Linked DNA regions of Homo sapiens: region 2 is linked to region 1. Evidence: chromatin contacts called from ENCODE Hi-C data. All regions are on one chromosome and are shown on one strand. The core of a region is the stretch at or near the end of the contact, and the rest is flanking DNA. Distances in the headings are between cores, read along the strand shown.

Region 1 (5,276 bases), core at 585-3,084:
GTATTTATATATAAATTATATAAAACATTTCTGCCCAACATGTGTGAATAATCACTGCAAGCCATAATTGGGAGCCAAATATTTTATCTTTAGGCTGGGCGCAGTGGCTCATGCCTGTAATCCCAGCACTTTGAGAGGCCGAGGTGGGTGATCACCTGAGGTCGGGAGTTCAAGACCAGCCTGACCAACATGGAGAAACCCCGTCTCTACTAAAAATACAAAATCAGCCAGGGTAGTGGCACATGCCTGTAATCCCAGCTACTCGGGAGGCTGAGGCAGGAGAATCGCTTGAATGCGGGAGGCGGAGGTTGTAGTGAGCCGAGATCGCGCCATTGCACTCCAGCCTGGGCAACAAGAGCGAAACTCCGTCTCAAAAAAAAAAAAAAAAAATTTATCTTTGAACTTTTCAATTTGTATTTATTTATTTATTTATTTTTAGAGATAGGGTCTCACTCCACCGCCCATTGTAAATCAAAAATGAAATCCTAAGACCCCTCAACCATCTGCATGGACCCCACCAAGGGCATTCCAGAGTTAACCTTGTTTTAGGTTGTTTTAAGCAAAACTTGTTTAGGCCATGATGGGAAGTGGGGGTGGAACTTGACACATTTCATCCTCCTCCCTTTTAGAATTCAGGAAAAGCAGACCAGCATTTAACATGCTGGACACTTAACTTACCTGGAGGCTTCATCTGCATGATAAAACTTCAGTCTCCACAGCCTCTTATTGTAACCCAAACATTCCTTTCCATTGATAATAAATCTTTCAACCAAATGCCAATCAGAAAATTTTCAATCTACCTATAACCCGGAAACCCCCGACCCACCCACCTCCTCAGCTGTCATACCTTTATGGACCGAACCAATGTACATCTTAATCTTACATGTATTTGACTGATGACTCATGGCTCCCCTAAAATGCATAAAACCACACTGGGCCCCGACCACCTTGCGTACGCGTTCTCAGGGTCTCCAAATGGCTGTGTCACCAGCCATGGTCACTCATATTTGGCTCAGAATTAATCCCTTCAAATATTTTATAGAGTTTTGACTTTTTGTCAACCGCAGGCTGCGTCACAGCTCGCTGCAGCCCCAAACTCCTGCGCTGAAGCGATCCTTTCCCCCACAACTTCTCGAGTAGCAGGGACTTCAGGTGCGTGCCACTACACCTGGCTTTTTTTTTTTTTTTTTTTGGTACTTTTGTTGTTATGGTGGGGGCGGGGGACTTGCTATGTTGCCCAGGCTGGTCTCGCATCTCTGGGATCAAGCCATCCTCCCACTTCAGCGTCCCAGAGTGCTGGAATTACAGGCCTAAGCAACGGCACCCAGCCTATCTTTTAATTTTTAACTTCAAAGTTATCGTTAAAAATCTAATCCCCCCAAAATATGAAAAAAATACTTAATATGCACTGACCTGTAGTTTTTCTCTAATTCACTATCTTAAATATATTAATTGCAATCTCATCAACTGCGACTTGCATTTGAAATTTTCCACCTTAAACGGTATTTTTTGATAAGATGGATTTTTTAAAAAATCTACACCAGCAAACTAGAGTGAGAGACCCCTGCAAAGTAATACATGGGCCTTAAGTCACCGAGATTTTCCAGCAAATAATTTGCAGAATGCTGTTTTTCCTAGGTTAACTTGCAATCCTAACACGGAAGGAGGTTCCGTTTTTAGAAGTTTAAATGTTGTCACACGGGCGCAAGAATACATACAACAGCCATGCTTTCCAGCTCTGCGCACAACGCCAGGCAGATGGGGAGCACCGGGCGGTGCGGGAGCCCTTTCACCAGGGCAGGGTGGCTTCGGTGGCCGAGGGACCCGGGAACTGCAGCCGGAGCCGGCGCGCACCCAGCCAACTTCCTGTTTCCGCGGTAGCGCGCGGGCCTGTCACTGAAGCCCCGCCCCGGCGACCTCAGGCGGGCGGGGAAGACCGAGTCTTCCCGGAGCCGCTTCGTCCGCCCGGCGCCGGAGTCCCACGGCCGGTTTGCGGAAGCGGGTCGTCTGAAGGGGCCCGGCGGGTGGCTCCCGGGTCTCCGCGGCCTGTGATCCCCAGAGCGGACAACCGCAGCTGGGGCTCCGTGCGCAACTCGGAGTAAAGGCCGGAACCTACGCTCGGCGGCCGCGTCCCGGCCCCTAGCGCCCTCCGCGAAGTGCCTGGCAGGCTCGGCAGTCTGAGTGTCGCGTTACAGAGTCCCCTGGGCAGTCACCGCTGAAGGGCGGGGGACGCGGGAAAGGCATTTTGGGGACACAGGAGAGCTGCGAGGGCGAAGCACGGGCGAGCTGTCGTTAGGGCCCAGGAAAGGCCCGTTGCGGGGCGCACAGGCGGGCAGGGGAACTCGCGCCCCGCGCCGCGCGCCCGGCCTCCTGACGCCAGGGCCGGCTTCTGAGCACAGCCACCGCGGCGGCCGGGGGCGGCCACTGCTCCCCGCGAGCCCGCTTCCGCGCCCCAGAAGCCCCCAGAGCCCGCGTCCGAGCTCCAGGCCTTGGAGGAGCCAGGCGGGCAGCTGACAGCCCCGGAGCCGCTCCCGGGTTCCGCGCGCGGTGGCAGCCAGGCCGTGCCTCCCCGTTCCCCTCCCGCGCCGCGCTGCCCCTCCGGGACCCACCAGGCCTGGCTGCGCCTCTTTCCTCTCCTCCCCCGGAGCCTTGGAAAGTGCCCTCCAGAGATGTGCTTAGGAAGTGTGTGATGAATAAAGGAGACAATCAGGATAACTATAATATTTATTATGCACTTGCTTTTTTCTCACTGATGTTACTAATTTTAATGGTGTAGCGCGGCGCGTTCCAGTTTTCTAAGTGCTCTCACATCCGTTCAAAAAATCCTCAAAATAAGCCTGTATATTAAAAGCAGGAGCCATTATTTCATATTTCAAGAAGTAAACATGCTCAGAGTAATAATCCACATAGAGCCTTCCAACCAGTCAATTCTGGTACATTTTCACAAATCTATGAGTGTGGTTAATACACGGAGATGTGGTTTGAGGAATTATATAGGACACAGCCAGCAAAATGCCTGGTATACAATAAGTATGCGGTAAATGGTTATTATTATTAAGAATATTGTAATATCTTCAGATATGATCAGGTGAACAACTTTGACATAATCGAAACTGGGACAGCCTGATTCCATAAACACACTAATATGGCACCGTGGATTGTTTGCAGCCTCACCTCTAAAGTATTCTCTCTGACTAACAAAGAAAGGGAAACTAGAACCAGTTAAGCTTATAACACTAATCACAGGCTAAAGGAAATACAGGGGCCAAATGAACCCATTAGATTACACCACCAGGAAGTAATCTGCCAAATCCAGAATGTGGGAAATTCTACAAACCAAATGACCCAATTTCTTTTTTCAAAAATAAATGTTCAGAGGCTGAAGTGGGAGGATTGCTTAAGGCCAGAGTTCAAGGCTGTAGTGAGCTATGATCACAGCTGTGAATAGCCACTGCACTCCAGGCTGGGCAACACAGCTAGACCCCCCATGTCTTTAAAAAAAAGAGGGTGGGGGGACCTTGAGAGACACATTAGCCAAATGCAATTTGTGGACCTTGTTTGGGTCATGATTAAGACAAACAAACTTTTACATAAATAAATGGCATTTTTAAAAACATTGGCGGCCAGGCGCGGTGGTTCTTGCCTGTAATGCCAGCACTTTGGGAGGCCGAGGCGGGCAGATCAGGAGGTCAGGAGATCAAGACCATCCTGGCTAACACGGTGAAACCCCGTCTCTACTAAAAAAAAAAAAAAAAAAAAAAAAATTAGCCGGGTGTAGTGGCAGGTGCCTGTAGTCCCAGCTACTCGGGAGGTTGAGGCAGGAGAATGGTGTGAACCCGGGAGGCAGAGCTTGCAGTGAGCCCAGATCACGCCACTGCACTCCAGCCTGGGCGACAGAGTGAGACTCCATCTCAAAAAAAAAAAAAAAAATTGGGAAACTTAAACATGGACTGAATGTTAGGTGACATTAAATAACTTCAGGTAATTTTATTACGATAATACCATAGTGGCTATGATTTTTAAAGGCCTCAGAGAAACATATTAACATATTTACAGGCAAATTATATTATTTCTGGGATTTGCTTTAATAAAATTTAATAACAAATTCCTGGAGTTTTTTAGAGAACAAAGTGAGAGATAGGAGAAACAATATTGGCAAAGTGTTTAATGTTTAAGCAAGGAGATGGGTACATGGGCATTGTGCTAGGCCTAATTATGCCCCCCAAACATGCCCACATTCTAATCTTCAAACCTGTGAACAAGTTACCTGACATGGCAAAAGGGGCTTTGCAAGTATGCGATGAAGAACCTTGAGATGGGAGATGATCCTGGATTATCCCAGTGAGCCCAGTCTCATTGGGTCCTTCCGAGAACCTTTACCTGCAAATGAGAATTGGAAAGAGACGTAACACTGGAAGGAAGTTCAGAGAGATTCAACCTGACAAGGATGTGGCCGCTGGTGCTGACTCCGGAGATGGAGGAAGGGGCCACAAGCCCAGGAATGCCACAGGTGGCCTCTCAAGGTGGAAAAGGCAAGGAATGAATGATCCTGCAGATGCTCAGGTGTCCTGCCATCACCTGAGTTTTAGCCCAGTGAGCCCCGTGTGGGCTCCTGACCTACAGGACTTGTACGGTAGTAAATTTGGGTTGTTTTAGGTCACCAAAGTGGTAGTAATTTGTTACAGCAGCCATAGAAAACTAATACAAGCATTTGCTATATTTCTCTCTATGTTTTTGTAAGTTTAAGATTTTTTTCTGCTGGGTGCGGTGGCTTACGCCTGTAATCCCAGCACTTTGGGAGGCCAAGGAGGGCAGATCACAATGTCAGGAGTTCGAGATCAGCCTGGCCAATATGGTGAAACCACGGCTCTACTAAAAATACAGAAATTAGCCAGGAGCGGTGGCATGCGTCTGTATTCCCGGCTACTCGGGAGGCTGAGGCAGGAGAATCACTTGAACCCAGGAGGTGGAGGTTGCAGTGAGCCGAGATCGTGCCACTGCACTCCAGCCTGGGTGACGGAGTGAGATTCTGTCTAAAAAAAAAAAAAATTGTAATAAAATATTTATTAAGTCCATAAAACATAAACCTAAGAAATACATTTTTAAGGTAATTCATTTACACCTGAAGTGTAATCTGACCAACCATAGAATTATACCATGCATTTTAATTTCCAAAAGAATTATATGTCATAAATCCCTTTTTAAAAAGCATTGTTGAGTATGGTTAGTAAAATAATGTTAATTTTCAAAGTCACAGATATAATAAAGCATCACGG
Region 2 (5,625 bases), core at 3,126-5,625, 2.3 Mb before region 1:
TTAAATACATATGGTTTTTATTGCATTATTCTCCTAAACTTTTTTTTTTTGAGACGGAGTCTTGCTCTGTCGCCAGGCTGGAGTGCAGTAGCACAATCTTGGCTCACTGCAACCTCTACCTCCTGGGTTCAAGCAACTCCCCTGCCTCAGCCTCCTGAGCAGCTGCGACTACAGGTGCACGCCACCACGCCCAGTTAATTTTTTTTTGTATTTCAGTAGACATTTCACCATGTTGGCCAGGATGGTCTCGATCTCCTGACCTCGTGATCCGCCCACCTCGGCCTCCCAAAGTGCTGGGATTACAGGCATGAGCCACTGCACCCAGCCTATTCTCCTAAATTTAAGAGTACCTGATAATGATTTCATTTACTTACCTTTATAAGTTACTTGATAAAAGTTTAAGTTCTAATGAAACTCCTTCAATGAAATTATGTGTACACACACACACACACACACACACACACAAATACCATCCATTTTTCCCTCATTAGGATTTTTTTTCCTCCAAAGGTTATCAGTCAAGTCAGTCTTTGACCAACCTTTTCCCCGACTCTGTGCCTCTGTACAGAGACGGGATTAAAACAAATCAAATCGAAAGACCTGAGACTCTTAGCAATGTCTGGCAATGCCCCTCTTTCAAGTCCTAGACTCCAGCTAGGTCCTTTCCTAGATCATCTGCACAACAGAACTTACTGTCTCTTCCCTCATAGTCCAGGTTCTGCATTTAGGAAGGTCAACCAAGATTCTAGAGCTTGACCAGAAAACAATTTCTTCCCATCCCAAGGGCCAACTTACACCTAGCTTGGCTGAAGTAGTAGGACTTGTTTACAACTACTCTGGAGGTTGGGCTCCATACTCTGGAGTTTTACCATAGACAGAGAAACTCAGGCTCACGAGATAACAACCGTGTTATAAGGGCAGCCCAAGCTCCGTTCCTCTACCTTTGGGTCCTCTACCTTCTCCAGCTTCTCCAGGATGTGACAGCTGTCTCAGTCCTTTACCAACCATCTTGCTCTCTAAGGAGGCACCATGGCCCAGTGTTCCCCCTCATTCTTTCTCCCTTCACAAGAGATGGGAAGTGGTCCTTCAACTGGCCATATGTCCAAAAGTCCTTTGTTCCTGAATATTCTGGGTAAAGGTATCACCTGTAAAAACTTTAGTAACTGAGAAAAATAAGCAATTACTCTAACAAAGCCTTCAACCAAATTATGAATATGCAAATAACTATTGTGCCTTCAATGTCTGTTTTATCCTAAATTAAAATGCACAGGAAACAGAATCTTTAAAAAGTTAGTTGCAGCCGGGCGCAGTGGCTCACGCCTGTAATCCCAGCACTTTGGGAGGCCAAGGCAGGTGGATCACCTGAGGTCGGGAGTTCGAGACCAGCCTGATCAACATGGAGAAACCCCGTCTCTACTAAAAGTACAAAATTAGCCAGGCGTGGTGGCACACGCCTGTAATCCCAGTTACTTGGGAGGCTGAGGCAGGAGAATCACTTGAACCCGGGAGGCAGAGGTTGCGGTGAGCCGAGATCGCGCCATTTTGCACTCCAGCCTGGGCAACAAGAGTGAAACTCCATCTCAAAAAAAAAAAAAATTTAGTTGCGAGCATTGGCAGCATCTTTAAGTACCTTCATTCTGTAAGGTTCAACATCAGTGTTTCCTTCTCTGCTCTTCTTTTAAGCTTCCCTTGCTCTTTTCTCATAACAGCAAACATAATCATAATCATCGCTGTTTACCAGGAATTGTTCCAAGTGCTTCAGAGGCACTAACTCATGTACAGCCTTGAACAACTCTATGAAGTAGGTAATATTTCTTATGCCTACTTACAAATGACAAAACTGAGGCATAGGGAGGTTAAGTGAGTTGCCCAAGTCTGCCCAAAAAGACACTGCTAAGACAAACAGAGCAGCCTGGCTCCAGTGGTAACTGTAATACTGTACTGTACACCTAGATTCAAAACTGCTTGTAAACCACTAGAGGGCATGGGTTGTGCCCATCTTTCTCAAAGCTCCATCCCCAGTACCTGGCAGAGTGTTGAAACTCATGGTTGAATTTTTCACAGGTATGCCTTCCCCTCTACACTGTGCTTCTTGGGGGCTAAGGAAGAAACTGAGACTGCATTTCATCCTTCAGGAGTGAGAAGTTTTTGCTCCAGTCATAAATACTTGCTGAATAAATGAATCTTCTATTTACGAAGTCGAACATAAATATAAAAAGCCCTCCTCGAGGTAACATAATCAGGGCCATTTCTCCAATCCTAACCTGGCAAGAGATCTGAAATCAACAGATGCCTTAAATAATATCTCAAACTTACTATTAGGCAGATAAGTGGCTTAAGGTAAACATTAAATAAAATGTTAAAGCTGCCCTTCACTACATGAGTACTGCTCCCTTTAAGAGAGCTGTTTTGAGCCACCTCACTAAAAACACAGACTTAGCAAAAGTTTGGATGTGGTTCATTTACTTTAAAGATAAATTACTCGTTTCAGATAATCCATCTAAATAGTAAATCCCCCTTACTTTACTCAAAACAACCAGGAATCTAAAAATTAAGTTTACTCTGAGTAAGGGAACCACATTAGACAATGCTAAGGATTAACTACAGAGTATTTAAAAGAGTAATTTCAAACTGCAGCCATCTCTGAAATTACTTATACAGGTACTAGACAGTCAATCTCAGCATCCGGTAGGCTTTCCACTAAACAGACCACAATCCTACTATGGTTATCATCTCAACTCAGAACAATTTCTTGGTCCCTTATGTATCCCATGATCTTCGCTTATATATTTTGCACACTCTGCATTTTTAAAATGCATCTCAAAACCTATTGATTTTTTGATGGGTCGCTATTTTGGAAGATTAGCAAGAATAGAAACTATTTTAAGTTAACTGCAATTTGTCACTTCTTTCAATACAAACCTGCTTAACTCTTTTGTCTTTTCTATCGTGACCCAAATTATTTTCTGAGGCTTAGAAAAGTACATATAAGACGAAAAATTCCTTTCTAAATATCAATTCCGTCGCCATCAGGAAATGTCAGAAACTTTGTCTTTTTAAAAATAAAAGCGTCAACTCTTTAAAAACTTCAGTACCTCAAAGGAAAGCTGCACTGTTAACACTGAAGGAGGGCTGGGTGATTTCTGAACATCCGCATTAAAGAAATATGCTCTCCAAACCTAGTAATTCCTGCGGAGGCCACACCTTCTAACCTTCTCGTAATCCACTAATCAAATCGGGAGCATCTGAAAACTGCTACCAGCCAAAGTAAAATGACAGGTATGTCATCCTCAAACAATCCAAAACCGGGTCGGGGAGCCCAGACGGCTAGCCGGGGCCCAGGCTGACCCCCGGGCGCTCCTGGAAGAGCGACTCTAAGGAAACACACCTCCCGCGCGAGCCTCTTCCTTCCTAGAGTGACGGGGGAAGGGGACACCAGGGGCAGAAACACACCCAAACCCCACTTCAAATCCTGCCCCACCGCTTCTCCTTCCAAAACAGCCGCGCCACTGCTGAGCCCGCAGGCGATTCGGGGGCGCCGGGAGAAGAGAGCGAAGGGCGGAAAGCGAACTTGGGCGTTACTCCGGGCGTCTCCCTCCCCCAGCGGAACCTGGGCGCGCCGTTTCCTCACGGACGCGAGATTTTCCCCCCCGATCGCCACCCCAGCCCGCCTGGGGCCGCCCTCGCCCACCGTCCCCTCAGCCAGCCAGGGCCCGGCCCAGGCCTCGCCGCCGCCCGCCCTCCCCGGCCGCTCCCCGCGGACTGCCAGGCCACCGCGAGGCCGGGCCACTCACATCCGTCTGCGTCCTCCTGCAGGTCCTCCTGAAGCAGCGAGAGGTCTGCGCCGAGGGGAGAGAAGAAAGGCCCGGTCAGCGCCCCGGGGCCCGGCGCGACGCCCCCCCCCCGCCCGCCTCCCCCCCGCCCCGGGGGCGCCTTCCCGCGCCGGGACCCCACGCCGGCCCCGGCCCGGCAGCCACTCAGGGCTGCGGCGGAGGGCGGGTGGGCTCGAGGAGCCGCCGCCGCCCGGAGAACAGGGGGCCACGTACCCGCCATCTTGTGGTCGCCCCCTCCTCCGCGGCCGCCCGGGGAGCCGGGGCTACATGGAGCGGCGCGAGCCGGGGAGCCGGTGGACGCGCGCGGGAGGGGCGGCGGGGAGGAGGAGGGCCGGGCTGGCGGGGGCGCGCGCGCGGGGCGGGCCGAGGGCCCGGGCCTGCCGCGGGCGGCGCGGCTCCCGGCCGCCCGGGCCCCCGGCCGCGCCCCGCCCCGCCCCGCCTGCCCCTCCGCGCGGCTCCCGGGCGACCGGCGCTCCCGCCTCCCGCCTTTCCCGCTGCTTGCCGGGTCCCGGCCCGGCGACGCGCGCTCACACCCTCCTCCCGAGCCGCCCTCACGCCGAGCGCTGCGGACGGGGGCGCGCAACCTGCCGCCGGCCGGGACCCTGCGGCGAGTGCCGGAACCCGGCCGGGCGGGGCCTCCCGCGGCCCGGCCGCTTTATTGGGTCACCGGCCTCGCCCACCGCCCTGCCAGCCGCAGCCATCTCGGCGGGCGCGCCGCTCGCAGCCAGCGCCCCATCCCCAGGCCTGCACGTACGTCGTCGGCGATCCGGGGCCGGGGGCGGCTCCGAGGTCGTCGGGGCCGGGGTCCCACCTCCTCTTGGAGGAAGCGCCGCCTCCCCACCCGCCCGGGGCCCTCGCCAAGTGGCTGCTAACAAAGCCCAGGGCCCGGCTGCGGGATGGTTGACTGACAAAGTCATGCCTGCCTAGCCAGCTTCCTCGTGCAGCACGGTGAAGGCTGGGGCGCCGGGTTTTTACTCCCACGTCCTGCCAACTCGAGCTGACAAGGCGGGCAATCCACCAGCGGGAGCGTTGGCAGGCCCGGGGTCAGATCCTGATTCAGCCAGTTAATTGGTAGGAGTGGGGCCCATTTGTAGAATGAAGGTGATAACTGCCTCGTGGGGTTATTGGCATTAAATGAAGAATGTAGGGAACCTAGCATGGTTCTTGATGTCTAGGAGGTGCTCGGTGAAGGGTGCCTATGATTCGCTTTGTCTTCTAAATACTTTTGGCAGCACTTGAGGTGTTAAAGTCTGTATCCCAGACTTTATTAGTCTTGTTGTTTTACGTGACTTAAGCGATTAGCTCAAACGCCCAAGTACAAAATGGGGCTAAACCCAGGTTTTCCGACACGATTCTACCTCCATGGCTCTATCTCCAGCTCCACCCAAGGCCTCCAAAATGGTGTTCTCCTAAAGTGACCAACAAAACACCAAGCTGTGTCATGGTGCCACTTTGGCGATGTGGTCTCTTAGGAGAGGGAATTCTAAGTAGTTAATTAGCTTGTTCCTTTCTACGTTGTAGTCTTGACCAAGGACAATGTGTTGGCATTTAATGCCACTGAAGATTTAAGAGACTAAGGAATCAGATCCTCTGAGATTCCTAAATCTGTGTAATAAAATGGGTTCTACACATAGCTATTCCAAAAAATTCAGTCAGATATTACTAACAAGATAGACAGATTATAATCTGTATGAAATTTCTAGGAGTAATAAAAATCAGAATAGACCCCGTAACCCCGAGTATGTGTCTAATTTTCTCAACTATAAAATAATTAAAACTAAAGGCCTTTCTC

What was found. A loop is a pair of places that touch in the nucleus more often than their neighbours do. Pooled maps may share reads with other maps.
Region 2: a pooled map shows a loop between it and region 1 (10-fold over the local background). The contact joins the promoter of PPP4R1-AS1 here to the promoter of MPPE1 in region 1. A Hi-C loop is called at or near these places in 7 of 50 pooled maps.

Annotation. Positions count from the first base shown.
Region 1 is chr18:11,906,483-11,911,758 of GRCh38, forward strand. It overlaps MPPE1 (metallophosphoesterase 1), which reads right to left and starts at 1,835. Exons shown (of 11, transcript NM_023075.6): 1 at 1,719-1,835. It overlaps LOC101927511 (a long non-coding RNA gene), which reads right to left. Exons shown (of 4, transcript XR_007066296.1): 4 at 4,067-4,380. RefSeq lists a silencer at 2,228-2,627.
Region 2 is chr18:9,610,432-9,616,056 of GRCh38, forward strand. PPP4R1-AS1 (PPP4R1 antisense RNA 1) reads left to right here and starts at 4,376. Exons shown (of 3, transcript NR_110773.1): 1 at 4,376-4,583. It overlaps PPP4R1 (protein phosphatase 4 regulatory subunit 1), which reads right to left and starts at 4,128. Exons shown (of 20, transcript NM_001042388.3): 1 at 4,047-4,128; 2 at 3,795-3,839. The coding sequence starts at 4,053. RefSeq lists an enhancer at 3,245-3,324 and silencers at 3,595-3,844, 3,945-4,214, 4,315-4,824.